4 separate regions of the Homo sapiens genome follow, and regions 2, 3 and 4 are each linked to region 1. Evidence: chromatin contacts called from ENCODE Hi-C or POLR2A ChIA-PET data. All regions are on one chromosome and are shown on one strand. The core of a region is the stretch at or near the end of the contact, and the rest is flanking DNA. Distances in the headings are between cores, read along the strand shown. Region 1 holds the start of CHID1 (chitinase domain containing 1). Region 2 holds the start of PTDSS2 (phosphatidylserine synthase 2). Region 3 overlaps MUC5B (mucin 5B, oligomeric mucus/gel-forming). Region 4 holds the start of IRF7 (interferon regulatory factor 7).

Region 1 (2,559 bases), core at 32-2,531:
CTTGGCCTCCCAAAGTGCTAGGATTAAAGGCGGCGGCTGCCCGATCGATTCTGCAATTCTTTAGCGCCAAAGACCTCTGACCTCAATGAGATCCTAAAATGGCTAAGTGCCTTTCCTAAGAGAAGTTGGATGTTGCCATGGCCTCCTTAGCATTGGGAGGACTGCGCATATGTCCCTGAGGACACCTGCCATAGCTTACTGGGACCCTCTCCAGAGCTCTGCCGACTTGAGGTCTTCACCCCCAAAGGTCAGGCTTCAGGCCACCATCCAGGCCGTTTGCTGAGAGCGAGTGCTAAGCTGAGTAAGAGCCCACAGCTGGTGGGGGACGTGCCTCGCACCGCATGCAGCCCCCAGCCCCTTCTAGGAAAGGCGTGGGCGTCAGCTGGCAGAAAATACCGGGAAGGGAAAGAAGGAAACGTGACTAGAAAGAAAGACAAAGCTTAGTTTAAGGAGAAAGCTCCCAAGCAGCAGAAATGGAGAAGCAGCTGTGCAGGGTGTCTTGGAGCCCACGCGCGCCCCGGGAACGGCTGAGCGGGGCAGGGTGGGGCCCGGCCGTGCGGTTTTCTGTAGGAAACTGCGCTGGGAACGGCTAGGGCTGGGGGTGGGGGTCGGACAGCCTGTGCCGCGTAGAATGCGCGGTGACTCAAAAGTGCTGGCCACGCGCTCGTTCATCCAAGCGCGAGGGGCTGAGTTGGGAACTTGGTTTGCCTCCTGGGGCTCCGGCTCGTGCAATGTGCAAGGCGGGGGTGCGGACCGAGAGAGCGCGCGTTTCGGGCAGTCCCCGCTGGAGACAGCGCAGTGGGCGCCATCGGCCTGGGGATGGAGATGGTCCACTCAGGCGGGGGTCGGGGGGACGCCAGGAGTGGTGACTCCGGGTCCCCGGGGGAGCGTGCCGGGGCGGAGCCCACCGCGCGGTTCTCCCGGCACCGCCGAGCCGGGCAGAGGCCCTGGAGCCCAAGGCCCCGCGCGGCCCCACGCCAAGGGCGCCAGGCCTGCCTAAGAGCCGTGGCGCTGGGAACCCGGCTACCCCTGGGCCGGGAACCTGATAACCAGCTCCAGCGCGAGCACCAGGGGCGCTCAAGGTGAACGCGCCGGGCCCGGGGTCCGCCCCCGGCGCGGCCCCGCCCCGGCCCCGGCCCCGGCCCCGGCCCCGACTTTCGGGCAGCCCTGCCCAGTCCCCTGTCCTGGCCCAGCCCCTCTCCATCCCAGCGTGCCGTGCGCGGCGGCGGCGCGCGGGCGCCTGGGGCGGGACTTCCGGCGCGCTGGAGCGTTTTCCGGCCGTGCGTTTGTGGCCGTCCGGCCTCCCTGACATGCAGGTGAGCCCCGCGGCGGCCGGCCCCTGCTCCTCCTCCTTGCACGGCCTCAGTTTCCCTCCCGCAAAGTGGGCGCGCCGGGCAGCGAGGCTCGGCCCCGGGAGGACGGGCGTGGGGTCGCGGGCGACGCCGGGCGGGTGCGTGAGAGAGAGCAAGTGTGTGAGGGGGCGTGTGAGAGGGTGTGAGGACGAGGGTGAGAGAGGGTTGCTATGAGAGCGAGGGTGAGCGAGAGCGGGGGTGGAGGGCGAGTGTGGACGGGGGCGCGTGTCGGGGGGACCGCGAGTGGGAGGTGGAGCGCGTGCGCTGGGGCGAGCAAGCCTGAGAGCTAGGCGCGCTGGGTGGAAGGGGCCTGAGTGCGCAGACAAGGGATGTGGCCGGCGGGTGAGGAGTGTGTGAGCGCGCGGCTCGTGTGGCAGAGTGGTGGCCATCGGGTCCCCAGGACCCCCAGAGGGAGCAGAGGCAGTAGGGCTCCAGGCGGGCTGCCCTCCCAGTGAGGGGCACGCGGTCCCCGTGAAGGGTGGGCGCATCAGACGCGATCCCACCCACCCTTGGTTCAGCCCCAACCCTTGAAGCTTCCATTGCTGACTGTCCAAACTGGAGGGTGACCCGCCCGCCCGTCCGCCTCGACTTCCTGGGCTCTAGTAATCTCTTAGCCTCCTAGCTACTTGGGACTACAGGTGTGCGCCAGCGCACTCAGCTAAGAATTTTTTTTTTTTTTTGAGACAGAGTCTCACGCTGTCACCCAGGCTGGAGTGCAGTGGCGCGATCTCGGTTCACTGCAACCTCCGCTTCTGGGCTTAAGGGATTTTCCTGCCTCAGTCTCCCGAGTTGCTGGGAGTACAGGCGCACACCACTGCACCCAGCTAATTTTTGTATCTTTTTTAGAGACTGGGTTTCATCACGTTGGCCAGGCTGGTCTTGAACTCCTGATGGGGTGATCTGCCCGGCAGAAAAATATTTTTTGTAGAGACCAGGTCTGGCTGTGTTGCCAAAACCAGTCAAAAACTCCTGGCCTCCCAAAGTGCTAGGATCACAGGCCAGAGCCGCCATGCACCAGTTAGTTCTTCAAAACACAACAGAACAGGAGTTGTCAGTGCGTCCATCGCAGAATAGAGTTAGCTCTGATTGGCTGCTGTCGCTCTACACATGTACACACATGCACAACACATGTGCACACATGACATACACGTGTGCTGGGCTGTGACGTAAAGTGCATTTCTTACTGCTGGTCTCCATGAAAAGCATT
Region 2 (2,559 bases), core at 25-2,524, 460 kb after region 1:
TGACCCCACCTCTACTGCCCCTGTGCCCCCGGGCCTTCCACAGGATGGGAACTGGGCACCTTGCAGTCAAGAAGAGCCAAACCCTCCTCTCACGAAGCCTGCTTTCAGGTCGACGGCTTGATCCTTCTCACAGAGGAGCATCGGCAAAGGGCCAGCCCAGGGTCGCAGCTGTCGGGAGTAGGAGCGGCACCTGGAGCCTGTCTGGACACAGAGTGCCACACTCCAGCTGCTCCCGGGGGCCTCTTCCTTTTCCACCCCCATTAAAGGCAGAGTGGCGGACAGGGGGACCCCAAGGTGTAGCTAGGGCTGAGTTGTGCAGGGAGGAGGCGCTGGCCCCGCTAGGGGCAACTGAGGAGAGAAACAGAGCCTGGATTCGACGAACACCGACTACATTCCTGAAGCACGCACAACACTCTGCTAATCAACACGATCGCCACGTGGGGTCGGGCGCGACACACAAGATGATTTCGTGCAGCCGCAAGCACTGAGGAGCAACCACAGGCAGAATGACGGGGGACACAGGTGAAGCTTCGACAGCAGGACAGAGAAAGCGTTTCTGGGGTGACGCTGGAGGCGGGTGGCGGGGAAGGGGTCTGGATCGCAGAACCGCGCGGTCAGAGCCAAGGCGGGCAGGGGTGGGGAGGGCGGCGAGAGAGACGCAAAGCGGCCGCAGGGAGGGTCTGCCCAGGGTCTCCCCCACCTACAGCGCCGCCCTCCGCCCGACCCGGCGTCGGGAGCTCGGTCCGGCCGCTCCCCGGGACCCGGGGGGCGGTGCTGCCACACCCTCAAACCCCCGGCCACAGTCCTGGACTCCAAGACGGCGAGAGGGCGCTGCCGGGGACCCCCAGGCCAGCGGTGCCGGAACCCCCAGGTCGAGGGCACCCTCGCCGCCCCGCGGCCGCCCACTGCCCTCACCAGAAGAAGGTGTTGGTGCCGTCGTCGTAGACCTCGGACTCGGTGCTGCGGCGGCCCTCGCCCGGCCCGGTGGCTTGGCCGGCAGACGGCCCGTCAGGCGGCTCCTCCAGCGAGGCCCTGCCCGCGGGCACCGGGGACTCGGGCCGCGGACCTCCGGCGTCCCTGCGCTCGCCCCTCCGCATGGCGTTTCGGCCCGGAGCCACTCCGCCCGGCGCCTCGACCCCACGCACACCGGGTCACCGGCGAGAGGACGCGCCGCACACAGCGCGAGGAGCGCTGGGAAGGGGTCGCGGCGCTGGCCCGCGGGGTCTTAGGAGAGCAGCGCGGGGCCGGCCAGTAAAGGGTGTGCGGTGCATTGTGGGGCTTGTAGTCCGCGCGGGGCATGCTGGGCCTTGTGGTCCGACGTCGCGGGTTGGACGCAGTGCTTGCTGGGAAGGATGACGCCTGGTTGCTGGGAAACCGGAGCCGGACCGCCCTGCGGCTGAGGTCGCAGGAACCAAGCTGCGGATGGCGCGGGTCTCGCCAAGGCCTCCAGAGCTTGGAGGTAACCACAGACATCCCCGGCGGCCTGGCCCGAGTCCCTCCACCCCTTCGCCCCTTCCTCGCCGACGGATCCCGGAGCCCAGCCCCGTTCTCCTTTTGGGGCGCTTCCCGACCCTTCACCCCATGCGACCCGGGTCATTCCTTTTTGAGACGGAGTCTCGCACTGCCGCCCGAGCTGGAGTGCAATGGCGCGATCCCGGCTCACTGCAACCTCCGCCTCTCGGATTCAAACGATTCTTCTGTCTCAAGCTTCCCGAGTAGCTGGGATTACAGGCGGCCGCCATCACGCCCGGCTAATTTTTGTATTTTTAGTAGAGACGGGGTTTCACTATGTTGGCCAGGCCAATCTCGAACTCCTGACCTTGTGATCTGCCGCCTCGGCCTCCCAAAGTGCTGGGATTACAGGCGCGAGCCACCGCGCCCGGACCGGTCTGGGTCATTCTTTCGCAGGATCGCGTGAAATTGGGCGGGCGAAAATGGTGCGGACACGCTGATTTTAGTTGACCCAAATTGTTGACATGGTACCCTGCAAAAAAATTAGCTCCTGAGCCACTCTGAAAAGCAATGTGGCAGCTCCTCAAACCTGGAAACAAGTGTCCACGCCAAATTTACACACTAGCGCTCCTAGTTGCAGCATTTTGATAATAGCGGCATGTTATTAGCCATAGAGGAGCGAAGCATGCGCATGCTACAGCACAGCTGGACCTTGAAAACATTATGCTAGGCAGGCCGGGCGCGGCGGCGCACGCCTGTCATCCCAGCACTTTGGGAGGCCAAGGCGGGCGGATGACTTGAGGTCAGGAGTTCGAGACCAGCCTAGGCAAAGTGGTGACACCCCATCTTTACTAAAAATACAAAAATTGCCCTGGCATTGTGGCGGGCGCTTGTAATCCTAGCTACTCGGGAGGCTGAGGTGGGAGAATCCCTTAAATCCGGGAGGTGGAGGTTGCAGTGAGCCGAGATTGTGCCACTGCACTCCATCCTGGGCGACAGAGCGAGACTCCGTCTCAAAAAAAAAAAAAAAAATGCTAGGTGAAAGAAGCCAGTCACAGGAGACTACGCATTATGTGATCCATTTGTATGAAATGTCCAGGAAATGCA
Region 3 (2,559 bases), core at 39-2,538, 350 kb before region 1:
CCTGAGTAGCTGGGACCACAGGCGCCCGCCACCACGCCTGGCTAATTTTTGGTATTTTTAGTAGAGATGGGGTTTCACCGTGTTAGCCAGGATGGTCTCGATCTCCTGACCTCGTAATCCGCCCGTCTCAGCCTCCCAAAATGCTGGGATTACAGGCATGAGCCACCGCGCCTGGCCCACTGTGTTTATTTTTATAGTTACTTGCTCTGGGGCATTGCAGAGCCCTGTGGTTTTGAGTGTGGCCTCGACTTGGGCTGCCTGGATGTGAGCCCAGCTTTCCCCCTGACAGAACCACACCTTTTCATTGCTTTGTGCCTCAGTGTTCCCATCTGTGGAGTGGGAGACACAATAGCAGACACCACACAGGGTATTGTCAGGATTGAATGATACGGTTCTGGGGCACAGAGACAGCACAGCATGGGCCTCTGAGAGGGGTGCTTGTACCCATACACCGACATAAATGGGTCTAAGGAAACCATCGCACCATGGGAATGACTGAGGTTTCGGAAACCATTTGTTTACACGTGGCGGAATGCAGACCCAGGTCAGGCAGTGACCTGGCGCAACCTCCAGACAATCAGCCTCGGAGACGCAGGGTAAACCTATAGAAGCTCACCCCAGTGGTGACCAACCTAGCCCACCGCCCACCAGAGCCCACCTGCAACCTTGTCAGGCCCCTGCCTATCTCCAGCCCAGTCCTGGGGTGGCTGGCCCTGCTGGGCCTCGGCAAGGAGGGCAGGAGAGGCTGGAGCTCTGGAGCGCTGGCAGGGGCCTGGCTGGGCCCCCAGGAGCTGGGAGCTCTGTAAATGTACAGTGTGATGGCATCACTTCCTGGGCAGGGCAGGACCCACCCAAGGGCACAGGGCAGAGGCAGGCCCCGGTGTGGGGAAGGCCCCGCTCTGCACCCACACCACAGGCTTCTGCAGCCAGGCACGAGCATTGCTTTTGTCTCCCCAGGCCACGGTCTGCCTGTAGCCACCCCCTGCCCAGTAGGAGGTCATTTTGTGTCCAAAGCTCCCTGCATCCTGCTATGCCTAGGTCCTGGCTGGCACCACCTTCACTGTCTTCCCTGCCCACACCTGCAGCCCCAGCTGCTGACCCCACCCATCCCACAGGCTCCCCGATACCCTGCTGTCTGCACCGGGTGCTCTCTGCTCTGGACAGAGCAATAGAAAGGAAGGGCAGAAAGCCCTGCCCGTGCGTGTGGAGGCGGGACAGGAGGTGGGACAGGAGGCGGGACAGGAGGCGCGACAGGAGGCGGGACAGGAGGCGGGACAGGAGGCGGGACAGGAAGCCAGCAAGCTCACGTGTCGCTTGCGTAGCAAGTGCCCCAAGGAAAGCATTCCCGGAGAGGTGCGCGTGGAACAGGGTGAAAGGCGGCCCCGCAGGGCCCAGCACCAGCCTGGGAGCATTGCACCTGGCTCCGTGCACCTGCCCTGGGGGGCAGCTGCCTCCCCGCTGACCGGGCCTGGTCGCCTGCTTGCCCCACTGACTGCCTCCATCTTCCTACATGAGCTGGTTTCCTCACACAATCCCCTACACTGGAAATAACAGCCGGGGTGACCTCTGAGTCCTGGCGGCCCCCTGCCCCCTGTCCCCTGGGCAGTGCTCCCACAGCCCAAGACTGACTCTCGGGGTGCCCACAGGGGCATGTGGATGACCAAGCGGCTCCTTGTCCCCCACCCTGCCTGGCCTTCCCAGAGGCTTCCTGGTCCTTCAGTGGCTGCTGGGGGTCCTGGACTGCCCCCCGGATGTGTCCTCCAGCCTGCAGGCCCCAGGCAAGCAGCCCACAGAGGACCTGGACAGCCTGGGAAAGACGGTAGGCAAGAAAAGACGTCAGGACAGGAAACGTACTCAATGCTCAGGGTTTATTTGCAAAACTGGGCTGGGTTGAGCAGAGGGGGCTTTGGGATGCTGACCCCTCTCTGACCTGGCCGTTGCGACCTCAGCCCTGAGTTACCCTGCAGCAGGCATGGACAGGCGGCCGCCTTGCCTGTCGCAGCTTCCTGGCAGCAGCTGGCCTTGCCTGGACCAGCCTGTCTGCCCCAGCGGCCGGACGTGGCCAGCTGGAATCCGTGCTGCGCGGGCGCTCCGGCCGTGGCAGGGACACATAGGCCCGCACATGCTTAGTTTGTTCCAGGGCGTCCCAGTGACATCAGGGAGGGGCAAGGCCAAGGTGGGCCACAGGCTCTCCCAGGGTAGGACTCCTGAGTGGCGCCCTCCCGAAAGGGGTCCTGCTGGCCCCTCACCCTTCTGGGGCCGGTTTCACCCACGGGGTGGGCAGCAGGAGCACGGAGCGCGGGGTGCCACACACAGGCCGGGGGGCTCCGCAGAGGAGGCCCAAGGTTTTCATGATCAGACAATGCACATCCTGGCTCCAGGTGGACAGAGCATGGGGATGGAGGCAGAACGTTCTCAGACAGCAGTGGCCTCCTGGGCCGGGAAGCCACGGGTGTGTGGGGGAGCCATGGGCGCAGGGACACAGAAGGGCGTGCAGCCACACTCATCCACGTGGGTGTAGGTGTGCAGGATGGCTGAGCCGTTAGGACAGTGCAAGGG
Region 4 (2,526 bases), core at 1-2,500, 290 kb after region 1:
CCCCTGTCGTCATTAGCGCTTGAGCCCAGGTGTGCAGATGAGGCGGTGGGTCTGGCCACGCTGTCCCCACCCCAAGGCTGCAGCACTTCCCGTAAACCACCTGCAGTGCCCGCCGCCTTCCCGAGGCTCTGTGCCAGCTAGTCTGGGAAGTTCCTCTCCCGCTCTAACCACAGCCCGAGGGGGGCTCCCCTCCCCCGACCTGCACCGGAGATCTCAGGCACCCGGCTCATCTCAGACCTCCCGCTCCCGACCCTACACAGAGATTGCCTGGGGAGGCTGAGGAGCCGATGCAAACCCCCAAGGCGACGCACTTGGGAGCCGGTGGTCTCAAACACCTGCCGGGGGTCCTAGTCCCCTTCTGAAATCTACATGCTTGGGTTGGAGCGCAGCAGTAAACACCCTGCCCAGTGACCTGGACTGAGGCGCGCTGGGGGTGGGTGCGCCGTGTGGCCTGAGCAGGAGCCAGACCAGGAGGCCTAGGGGTGAGAGACACATTCCCCTCGCTGCTCCCAAAGCCAGAGCCCAGGCTGGGCGCCCATGCCCAGAACCATCAAGGGATCCCTTGCGGCTTGTCAGCACTTTCCCTAATGGAAATACACCATTAATTCCTTTCCAAATGTTTTAATTGTGAGAGTATCTGATATTCTTGACTGAACAATGTAAAAAACCCAAAGGGGGCTGCGCACGGCGGCTCTCGCCTAAATCCCAGCACTTTGGGAGGCCGAGGTGGGCAGATCACCTGAGGTCGGGAGTTCGACACCAGCCTGACCAACATAGAGAAACCCCGTCTCTACTAAAAATACAAAATTAGCCGGGCGTGGTGGTTCATGCCTGTAATCCCAGCTACTCGGGAGGCTTAGGTAGGAGAATCACTTGAACCCGGGAGGCGGAGGTTGTGGTGGGCCAAGATTGTGCCACCGCACTCCAGCCTGGGTAACAAAAGCGAAACTCCATCTCAAAAAAAGAAACGCAAACGGTGCAGCTGCCCCTTTTTCGAGGCACGTCCACCTCCCATTACCCACTTCCTTTTTTTTTTGAGACTGAGTCTTGCTCTGTCCCCTGGGCTGTAGTGGAGTGGCTCCATCTCGGCTCACTGCAGCCACTCCCAACGCCCTCCACTCCTCCCTACTCCGCGCTGGCCGGGGCGGGGTTCCGCTGGTCGCATCCAATAATAAGAACAGGCGGCGCGCGCCCTTCCCGGAAACTCCCGCCTGGCCACCATAAAAGCGCCGGCCCTCCGCTTCCCCGCGAGACGAAACTTCCCGTCCCGGCGGCTCTGGCACCCAGGTACTGGGGACCCCAGACCCACGCGGTGCAGGCCGGGAGCGAGAGCCTCCGTGGGGGCTCCGTGACCCCGGAGGGGTAGAGCCAAGAGCTGGGGGAGCCTGAGAGATGAGGGTCGGGCGGGGAGGGAGGCGGAGGCGGAGGCGGGGTTCCGCGGAGCTGAGAACCGGACGGGGTGGGATCGAGGAGGGTGCGAAGCGCCACTGTTTAGGTTTCGCTTTCCCGGGAGCCTGACCCGCCCCTGACGTCGCCTTTCCCGTCTCCGCAGGGTCCGGCCTGCGCCTTCCCGCCAGGCCTGGACACTGGTTCAACACCTGTGACTTCATGTGTGCGCGCCGGCCACACCTGCAGTCACACCTGTAGCCCCCTCTGCCAAGAGATCCATACCGAGGCAGCGTCGGTGGCTACAAGCCCTCAGTCCACACCTGTGGACACCTGTGACACCTGGCCACACGACCTGTGGCCGCGGCCTGGCGTCTGCTGCGACAGGAGCCCTTACCTCCCCTGTTATAACACCTGACCGCCACCTAACTGCCCCTGCAGAAGGAGCAATGGCCTTGGCTCCTGAGAGGTAAGAGCCCGGCCCACCCTCTCCAGATGCCAGTCCCCGAGCGCCCTGCAGCCGGCCCTGACTCTCCGCGGCCGGGCACCCGCAGGGCAGCCCCACGCGTGCTGTTCGGAGAGTGGCTCCTTGGAGAGATCAGCAGCGGCTGCTATGAGGGGCTGCAGTGGCTGGACGAGGCCCGCACCTGTTTCCGCGTGCCCTGGAAGCACTTCGCGCGCAAGGACCTGAGCGAGGCCGACGCGCGCATCTTCAAGGTGGGGACCCCAGCCCCGCCCCGCCCCGGGTGGGAGAGCCCGCCTAGGACCCCGCGGGCCCGGCACACGTGTTCTGTCCCCCTCTTCAGGCCTGGGCTGTGGCCCGCGGCAGGTGGCCGCCTAGCAGCAGGGGAGGTGGCCCGCCCCCCGAGGCTGAGACTGCGGAGCGCGCCGGCTGGAAAACCAACTTCCGCTGCGCACTGCGCAGCACGCGTCGCTTCGTGATGCTGCGGGATAACTCGGGGGACCCGGCCGACCCGCACAAGGTGTACGCGCTCAGCCGGGAGCTGTGCTGGCGAGGTGAGCGACGCCGGCTGCCAAGGGCGTTGGCATTCGTCCTGCTTGGGCAAAGGGGAACATTCTCTGGGTCAGATTTGTGGTTTTAGAAGCTGTTCTGGGAGAGGCTGCCAGCAGGCCCAGGAC

What was found. A loop is a pair of places that touch in the nucleus more often than their neighbours do. ChIA-PET counts read pairs that join two places held with the same protein, here RNA polymerase II (POLR2A). Pooled maps may share reads with other maps.
Region 2: a loop to region 1 is called in a pooled map, with 4 times the contacts of the local background. The contact joins the promoter of PTDSS2 here to the promoter of CHID1 in region 1. A Hi-C loop is called at or near these places in 2 of 168 maps with a recorded cell type or tissue (CD8-positive, alpha-beta T cell and sciatic nerve) and 6 of 50 pooled maps.
Region 3: a loop to region 1 is called in a pooled map, with 11 times the contacts of the local background. The contact joins the enhancer-like site here to the promoter of CHID1 in region 1. A Hi-C loop is called at or near these places in 4 of 37 single-sample maps with no recorded cell type and 9 of 50 pooled maps. POLR2A ChIA-PET finds 5 or more read pairs at or near these places in 1 of 52 experiments (activated CD4-positive, alpha-beta T cell).
Region 4: a pooled map shows a loop between it and region 1 (8-fold over the local background). The contact joins the promoter of IRF7 here to the promoter of CHID1 in region 1. A Hi-C loop is called at or near these places in 1 of 168 maps with a recorded cell type or tissue (CD4-positive, alpha-beta T cell) and 3 of 50 pooled maps. POLR2A ChIA-PET finds 5 or more read pairs at or near these places in 2 of 52 experiments (A549 and WTC11).

Annotation. Positions count from the first base shown.
Region 1 is chr11:909,532-912,090 of GRCh38, reverse strand. CHID1 (chitinase domain containing 1) reads left to right here and starts at 1,281. Exons shown (of 13, transcript NM_023947.4): 1 at 1,281-1,316. RefSeq lists a silencer at 759-1,598.
Region 2 is chr11:448,994-451,552 of GRCh38, reverse strand. It overlaps PTDSS2 (phosphatidylserine synthase 2), which reads right to left and starts at 1,274. Exons shown (of 12, transcript NM_030783.3): 1 at 916-1,274. The coding sequence starts at 1,097. RefSeq lists silencers at 590-679, 690-749, 940-1,179 and enhancers at 1,210-1,489, 1,088-1,774.
Region 3 is chr11:1,261,465-1,264,023 of GRCh38, reverse strand. MUC5B (mucin 5B, oligomeric mucus/gel-forming) reads right to left here. Exons shown (of 49, transcript NM_002458.3): 49 at 1,852-2,559. The coding sequence ends at 2,416. Among named protein-coding and RNA genes, the nearest start is that of MIR6744, 6.1 kb to the right of the region's middle. RefSeq lists a silencer at 1,385-1,534 and an enhancer at 1,316-1,821. Within about 2 kb of position 1,288, at least 26 of the 41 ENCODE cell types and tissues checked have a DNase peak (open chromatin) inside an H3K27ac peak, as active enhancers do.
Region 4 is chr11:614,674-617,199 of GRCh38, reverse strand. It overlaps IRF7 (interferon regulatory factor 7), which reads left to right and starts at 1,250. Exons shown (of 11, transcript NM_001572.5): 1 at 1,250-1,287; 2 at 1,553-1,855; 3 at 1,941-2,103; 4 at 2,193-2,403. The coding sequence starts at 1,836. CDHR5 (cadherin related family member 5) reads left to right here. Exons shown (of 15, transcript NM_021924.5): 15 at 1-617. RefSeq lists an enhancer at 1,794-2,388.